Regions from separate parts of the Homo sapiens genome. Here region 1 is linked to region 2. The links are chromatin contacts, found by Hi-C or POLR2A ChIA-PET in ENCODE. All regions are on one chromosome and are shown on one strand. The core of a region is the stretch at or near the end of the contact, and the rest is flanking DNA. Distances in the headings are between cores, read along the strand shown.

Region 1 (3,947 bases), core at 98-2,597, 250 kb after region 2:
TTAAGACATATCACAGCCTTCTTTAGCTTGGGAATACCAGCCAGCACTTTAGTGCTATGCTTGGGATCATTTTAAACAGTGAAATCACACATGGCACTAAACTGGCTGCAAAAAAGATACTTGTTTATAACGTAAGAGATGAAACAAGAAGGCAGAGCTCTGCCTCGATCAACCTCAGCTGGAAACATCAAGGTACTCAAATTTGTCAGCTCTCTGTATGTGCACCAATGATTGCAAAAGCAAAGTGAGTATGAATTTAGGGGTTACAAATAAATTTTAGTGAGTAGGTGAATTTGGAAATATGGAATCTAAGAATAATGAGGACTGTTTGTGTGTGTTTGTGAGAAAGAACAGTTGAAAACAGAGATTTCATAAATCCTCTTTCTCTTCCAGAATCAAATTTGCCTTCTGGCAGCTCAAGCCTATAATCCTGGCACTCTGGTAGGCCAAGTGGGGAGGATCCCTTGAGCTCAAGGTTGATTTTTCTTTTTTGAGACAGAGTTTCGCTCTTGTTGCCCAGGCTGGAGTGCAATGGCGCGATCTTGGCTCACTGCAACCTCCGCCTCCCACGTTCAAGCGATTCTCCTGCCTCAGCCTCCCAGGTAGCTGGGATTACAGGCATGCACCACCACACCCGACTAATTTTGTATTTTTAGTAGAGACAGGGTTTCACCATGTTGGTCAGGCTGGTCTACAACTCCCGACTGCAAGCGATCCACCTGCCTCAGCCTCCCAAAGTAATGAGATTACAGGTGTGAGCCTCTGCACCTGGCCTGAGCTCAAGAGTCTTGAGACCAGTTTGAGCAACACAGTGAGAACTTCCCCCTCAAAATGTCAAAAGGAAAAGCCTGTGATCCCAGCTGCTGGGGAGGTTGAGGCAGCAGGATCGCTTGAGCCTGGGAGGTCAAGGTTGTAGTGAGCCATGATTGCGCCACTGCACTCCAGCCTGGGCAACACAGCAAGTCCCTGTCTCCAAAAAAAAAAAAAAGTCTTCCAAGCAGAAGGACCCCCAGCTCAGTGCATAAATGAGAATGAGACAACATTACGCAATGGTCAACTAAATGATCTTTCATCAGAAATTTGCAAGACAACAATACTGAAAAAATCTGTGGTTCTCAGTACGGGACAATTCTGACACACCCCTCCCCACCATCCAGAGACTTCTGGCAGTATCTGGAGATACCTTTGGTTGCTCTGATCTGGGGGATGCTATTGTGGAGGATGCTACTGACATCTAGCTGGTAGAGGATGTTGCTAAACGCTCTACAACGCCCAGAATAGCTCCCTATGACAAAAAATTATCCTGGCCAAAACTGTCAACAGTGTCAAGGTTGAGAATTCTGCTCTCACAAATTCCACTGATCAGCGCTGAGAGTGTACCCTTGACAACTGTAAACCAAATCCAAATGTGAGAATGACGAATAGAAAGTAGTTGAAAAGCCAAAATACTAAGACCATTGCTCAATATTAGTCATCTTTCCTCTACCCTTTTGGACTTCTGAACAGAACACCTGGTAGCACTGGGGTGGATAAATGAAACAGGAAGTAATTTGCAAATCTGTGGTTTCAAATGAAAATGTTGCTATCTATATACATATGCAGGCTGTTAATGATTTGAATGAACTGCTAAAATGGTTCTAATTTTGCTTTATAATTTATAGGTCTGAGAAAAATGAGATATCAAATATTATCAAAATTAAGAAACCATAGCAATCTTAATAAAACTTGTTAGAGATGTGAAATCAAATACTATATCAGCAAATTCATACCACTGGCCCAAATGAGGGCTGTATTTGCTAGTGGCTCCACCTTCCCCATTCCTGGTTCCAGGATGCATCCACTGGAGTGGGGACGGTGGTCTGGATCTCAGTTCTAGTTCTGTCCCTCACTGATTAGGTAACCTAGGACAAGTCATAATCTATGTATACTTCTATCTTTACATCTGTTAGACAAATTTTTCTTCCAGCTAACTTTCTATAATTCTAAGGAGGTCATATAAATGACTAAGGCTTTTTTTTTTTTTTTTTGTTAAAAACAGGGTCTCATTTGCTCAGGCTGGTGTCCTGAAATCCTGGCCTGAAGCAATTCTCTGGCCTCAGCCTCCCCCAAAGTGCTAGAATTACAGGCGTGAGCCACCAGGCCTGGCCAGGCTCATACACTTAATCCTGCTCTCTATTCTCACTCTAAGTTATGCTTTCCTTTGAAATATGTTTTATGCTCTCTTTTCCCCTTCAAGGTTCTCCAGAATATTTTATTTTGATTCCCCTCTCATTTAAAACAAAAAGTTTCAATAGGGAAGTATGCATCCTCTAAAAATGACACAAAAATAACTATGTCATATAAATGGCTTCATTCAACCAAGAACATTATTTGATTTTTTTTTTTTTTTTTTTTTTGAGACTGAGTCTTGCTCTGTCACCCAGGCTGGAGTGCAGTGGCACATTCTCGACTCACTGCAACCTCCACATTTTTTTTTTTTATAGTACAGACAGAGTTTCATCATGTTGGCCAGACTGATCTCAAACTCGTGACCTCAAGAGATCCCACTGCCCCGCCTCAGCCTCCCAAAGTGCTGAGATTACAGGCGTGAGCCACCGTGCCCAGCCATTATTTGTTATCTTTATTTCTTTTTGAGATGGAGTCTCACTCTGTTGCCCAGGCCAGAGTACAGTGGCACAATCTTGGCTCACCCCAACCTTCGCCTCCCGGGTTCAAGCGATTCTCCTGCCTCAGCCTCCCAAGTAGCTGAGATTACAGGCGCCCGCCATCACACCCAGCTAATTTTTGTATTTGCAGTAGAGACGGGGTTTCACCATGTTGGCCAGGCTGGTCTCGAACTCCTGACCTCAGGTGGTCCAGCCGTCTTGGCCTCCCAAAGTGCTAGGATTACAGGTGTGAGCCACCATGCCCAGCCTGTTATCTTTATTTCAAAATGATGTGATTCCCTATAATGCAGAAATGAGTCCTTTTTGACTATCATATTATCACAAAAGTTTAAAGAGTATGTACCAGAGGTATAATCAACTTTATAAAGTGATTTCAGCATTATGAATCAAATACAGTCAAAATTCAGGAAGGAAACAATCACAATTTTTTTTTTTTGAGATGGAGTCTCGCTCTGCCGCCAGGCTGGAGTGCAGTGGTGCAATCTCAGCTCACTGCAACCTCCACCTCCCAGGTTCAAGTGATTCTCCTGCCTCAGCCTCCCAAGTAACTGGGACTACAGGTGCGTGCCACCATACTCAGCTAATTTTTGTATTTTTAGTAGAGATAGGGTTTCACCATGTTGGCCAGGATGGTCTCGATCTCTTGACCTCGTGATCCGCCCGCCTCCACCTCCCAAAGTGCTAGGATTACAGGCGTGGGCCACCGTGCCCAGCCAACAATCACGATTTTTAAAAACATGTCAAGGTCATTTAAAATATTTAAGACATGGAGAAACTATTACTTTCTAGAACGAAGCATTTTTATTACACACACATACAAAGACACACACACTTTCAGGAGATAAGGCAAAAAACTAAAATATGAATGTAAGTGACTGGTAATTCCAACACTACAGGGATAAATACTATAAACACAATGAATGCAATTAAACTTCAGATAACCAAACCAAATACGTGTTTCTAGCCTTAGTAAAAGACAAACACAAAAAGATTGAAAACACAAGCAGAAAGAATAAAACTTTTCAATGCTCAAGAAACATCAGAAGTGTTTTAAATTAACTGATCTTAAGCCTGTCCTAGGCCTAGAGAAGTCTGATTAAGCTGGCCTGGTAAAGGGCATAGAAATATTCTTAAATTTTTTATTTTTTTAAATTTTTTCTTTAGGCAGGGTCTTGATCTGTCACCCAGGTGGGAGTGCAGTGGTACAACCATGGCTCATGAAGCCTCGACCTCCCCAGCTCAAGTGATCTTCCCACCTCATTTTTTTATTTTTTGTAGAGA
Region 2 (3,979 bases), core at 646-3,145:
TGTGTGTGTGTGTGTGTGTGTGTGTGTTTAGCAGAAGAATGCATCCTAATGTGGGGCAGAGTTCCTTGTTGGGAAGGAATGCAGAGGTGGTGGAAACCCAGAATTGGCAGTCCTTCCTCCCTCTCCCTTCTCGGGAAATGAAATAACCCGGACATGTGGGGGCCTCTCCTAGGAGCCATGAAGCAATGTGCAATGTTTTGCCCAGAGGAAGAAGAAGGAAATGATGGAATTCAGACATCTGTCCTGCTCACCACCCCATGAAGTTCCATAGGGAGAGTGGCCATATAGTTAATCAACCAAACTGGGACATTCCTAACAGTGAAAGGGACAATATTTGTAAACTGGGACTGACCCTGCAGAGAACAACCACCCGTAAGTGGCACACCCACCTTCTGGCCAGAACTGAGTGATCTGTGATTATTGAATGCAACAAACACCCAACAATGGCCAGAGATTCCCTGAGAATGGGACCGAGGCAGCAGCCTGGACATGGGGGAGACAGGGCAAGGCTGGCAGAGAGACGCTTGTGGCTGGCGGTAAGCTCTCCCCGTCACCCAGCTTTGCAATGGCTGCTTCTAGCGTCTCCTCCTGCATCTCAGCAGAGATATTCCTGGATCACAGCCAGGAGACCTAGGCTCTTGTTGCTGCCTGGCCACATCCCTAAATGAGTCTCTTCCCCTCTCCCTGCCTCAGTTTTCCTCTCTGTTAAGTGGGATCTGTTATCCCTGCAGCACCCCATCTGTTTTCCTGTTAAATGCAAGACATTATTCTAAAGCAAAAAGGAACTGCTTCAGAGCGGCTGCTTGCGGTTCTCAACACCAGGAGACTTGGAACGCGGCAGGGAGGCTGGAGGGGCACCTGAGGACAGGGGCTGAGAGGGGAGGCAGAGGATGCCAGAGGGGACCGAGCCCATTGCCCAGCACAGGGAAGACCCAATGACTGGAGAATGGAAAATCCACTTCCCACCCTGAGCTTGGGCCCCCAGAGAGGAGGGGTCTGGCTTGCCCAGCTCTCCCTCAGTGCCCAGCCTGGGTCTGACTCAGCACAGCTGCTCCAAGGGAAACAGAGGCTTGGTGCTGCAAACATGGCCCGAGATAGATGCGGGCTTCCAACTCAACTCTGCACCCGTCCCTGTGTGACGCCCCAGCAGGGCGCTTGACTTCTTTGAGCCTCAGCTCAGTTTTCTTGCTGTGAAATTAGACAAGCGCATATTGCTCCAAATAAGATCAAGGCAGTGTTCAGTGCCAGCCCTGCACAAACAGCAGCCCGGCTATCACCATGAATGGTGTTTGTTGACTGAATATATGAGGGCTTTGGATAACATTGACAGGACAGGAGAAGGGAGAAGGCCTCTCAGCCACCACCGCCAAGCCCGGGACTCTCCCAGACCCCTCCATGCTCCCGGGCTCCTGCACACCCCACCCACACCCGGCTCATACCGCCCAGGGTGGCAAAGAAGCCCTCCAAATTGCATCCTGTGGGCCCGAAGACGAAGTATCCATGCAGAGAGGTGTAGAGGGTGCTGGTGAAGCCACCTAGGACCATGAAGAGGTCAGCCACGGCTAGGTTGAGCAGGATGTAGTTGAGAGGCGTGCGCAGCTTCTTGTGCTGGACGGTGACGTAGAGCGTGAGGAAGTTGATGGGGAAGCCCAGCACGATCAGCAGAAACATGTAGGCGGCCAGCATGGAGAACTGCCATGGCTCAGCCAGGTAGTACTGTGGGTACTCGAAGGGGCTGCGTACCACACCCGTCGCATTGGAGAAGGGCACGTAGAAGTTAGGGCCTTCTGTGCCATTCATGGCTGTGGCCCTTGTGGCTGACCCGTGGCTGCTCCCACCCAAGAATGCTGCGAAGGCCTGAGCTCAGCCACTCAGGGCTCCAGCTGGATGACTCTGGGTTCTGACCCCCCCAGACCCTTATAAAGTGACCTCCCCCTCCTAAGCTCCTGGCTGAATCAGCATCTGGGAGATTGGGGGTGTTCATAATCATATTAATCCCCGCTGCAGAAACTGAGGGCCTAATTGGCTTCTAAGAGGGGCCAAGGTGACACTAGGAGGAAGCCTGAGGTCAGGGAGGAGAGGTACTCAGGATCCAGGAAAAGGGAGGAGAAGGTCCCCTAACTTCTGCATGACTTGTCTGTCCCAAGGTCCCAGCTCAGTCTGGTGGCCTGGGTTTGAAATAGGGACCATGGGCCTCTGTGCTATGTCCTCTGGACAGCTAGAGACTTTCTGGTTTATTCTCCCAGTCTCTCATCTCGTCACACAGCCCCTTACCTGTTCGTTCCCCCACAAGTTACCTCTGGAGTCATCCAGTCCCCACACTCCTCTGACAGGAGGAGCTCCATGAGGGCAGGGGCTGCAACCTGCAGCTTCCGTTTCTGGTGCCAGACACATAGCCTAGGGCCCAGGAGCCCAATCCTTGTTGCATGGAATTGGAATTCACTCTCTTGTTCGTTCATTAAACATTTATTTGCAGGCCCCTGGGAATACAAAGATGGAAAGAAACAGCCCTGCCCAGAGGAGCTCAGGGGCTGAGGAGGACTCAAATGTGGGAAGAAGCAGATTCCGTCCAGGGTGGCTGTGAGGTTGTGGAGACAGGGCCTGACTGCCTGGGGGTTGCAGTCTGGGAGGCCATGTTTGGGCCTTTGAGAGAAGGAGCAGTTTGCCAGGTGGCTAGGTGGGGAAGATCTGGGCTGGGGGCAGTTGTAATGGGTCTTGAACGCTAGGCCGGGGAACCTGGCTTTATCCAGAGGAAAGTGAGCAGTGGCTTGGGCAGATCACTGGTGTAGAAAGGTGACTCAAATGCCCCCAAAGATGGAGTGGAGGGAGGGAGGATGGAGGGGGCTACCAGAGCAGGGGAGGGGCAGAACCCTTCAGGGGACTCCAGTCTGAAGGGGAGGCTGGCCCTGGAGGCAGCAGACAGGGCACTGTTGGGGGAGGCCTAATCAGCCACGAGGGCCTCAAATGCCATGTACCAGGTGGCCCCACGAGGGCCGATTCCAGAATAGCAGGATGTACCGTGAGAAAGAAAGTAGTCAGAGCCTTGGGGGCAGATGACTGGGGGAAAATGGAGGCCAACACTGGCAGGTCCCCCTCTCCCCGTCGTCCAAGCAACATGATGACACCTCCCAGGAATGAAGTGGGGTGTCTGGGGCGGCCTGTGCAAGTGCTGAGAGTGCCCGACGTGCGGCCGCTCAGTGACCACTGTCCAGCCAACATGTGTATTGAGCACCTACTGTGGCCCAGACAAGGTGCTTGGTCCTTGGGGACACACAGGGTACACGAAAGAGCAAGCTCCTGCTCACAAGAAGCCAGTGTTTTTGTGGGGTGAGGGGGCACAGGGACCACAAACAAATAGAAGAGCGAATAACAGTAGGGACAGTTCAGTCGCAGCCACTCCCAACACAGGAGGCTTCTCTGAGAAGCTGGAGCTTGAGCTGAGAACGGAACAACAGGAGGAAGCTTCAGGGGAAGGACATCCAGGCGGAAGGACCCCTGAGAGTGCAAAGCCCTGATGCCTGGGAAATATCCCTTAATCTCTCTCTCACTGTCTCTCTTCCCACCCAGGATTCCCAGATCTGTCTGCTCAGAAGAGTGCCCCCTTCCCTGCAGCCCACCTGGGCTCCAGCCCCCTACCTGGCCTGGGTGGTGTTGGGTCTAACAGCGTTTGGCACACGTGGCAGGGCTAAGGCAGGGCGGGTGGGATGGGGCCTCTCGTAGTTTAAGGCGCTTGGCCTGGTGATTATGCCCAACGCTAATGAGGTTAAGGTGAGGGTTTGATTCTGACGTGGACCCTCATGGCCAGAAGGAGGGTGTCCTGGATGCCTTGGGTCAAGACTGACCCACAACTGGCCCCTCCCTGGCCGGGCTGAGCCCCCATCCCACACAGCTTAGCAGTACCTCAGCATCTTGCTTTTTGCATAGTGCTTCTGACAGCATGGAAGCTTTTTATTTGTGTTTTGTGCCCGTCTCCCTGCCT

What was found. Hi-C counts contacts between places; a loop is a spot of excess contacts on that map. ChIA-PET counts read pairs that join two places held with the same protein, here RNA polymerase II (POLR2A). Pooled maps may share reads with other maps.
Region 1: a pooled map shows a loop between it and region 2 (2.7-fold over the local background). The contact joins the enhancer-like site here to the promoter of RHO in region 2. A Hi-C loop is called at or near these places in 1 of 50 pooled maps. POLR2A ChIA-PET finds 5 or more read pairs at or near these places in 2 of 52 experiments (GM12878 and activated CD8-positive, alpha-beta memory T cell).

What each region holds. Positions count from the first base shown.
Region 1 is chr3:129,280,376-129,284,322 of GRCh38, reverse strand. The region is part of intron 2 of HMCES (5-hydroxymethylcytosine binding, ES cell specific); the gene reads right to left. Among named protein-coding and RNA genes, the nearest start is that of HMCES, 3.5 kb to the right of the region's middle. Within about 2 kb of position 1,347, at least 4 of the 41 ENCODE cell types and tissues checked have a DNase peak (open chromatin) inside an H3K27ac peak, as active enhancers do.
Region 2 is chr3:129,526,555-129,530,533 of GRCh38, reverse strand. It overlaps RHO (rhodopsin), which reads right to left and starts at 1,895. Exons shown (of 5, transcript NM_000539.3): 1 at 1,440-1,895. The coding sequence starts at 1,800. RefSeq lists enhancers at 493-1,218, 1,219-1,944.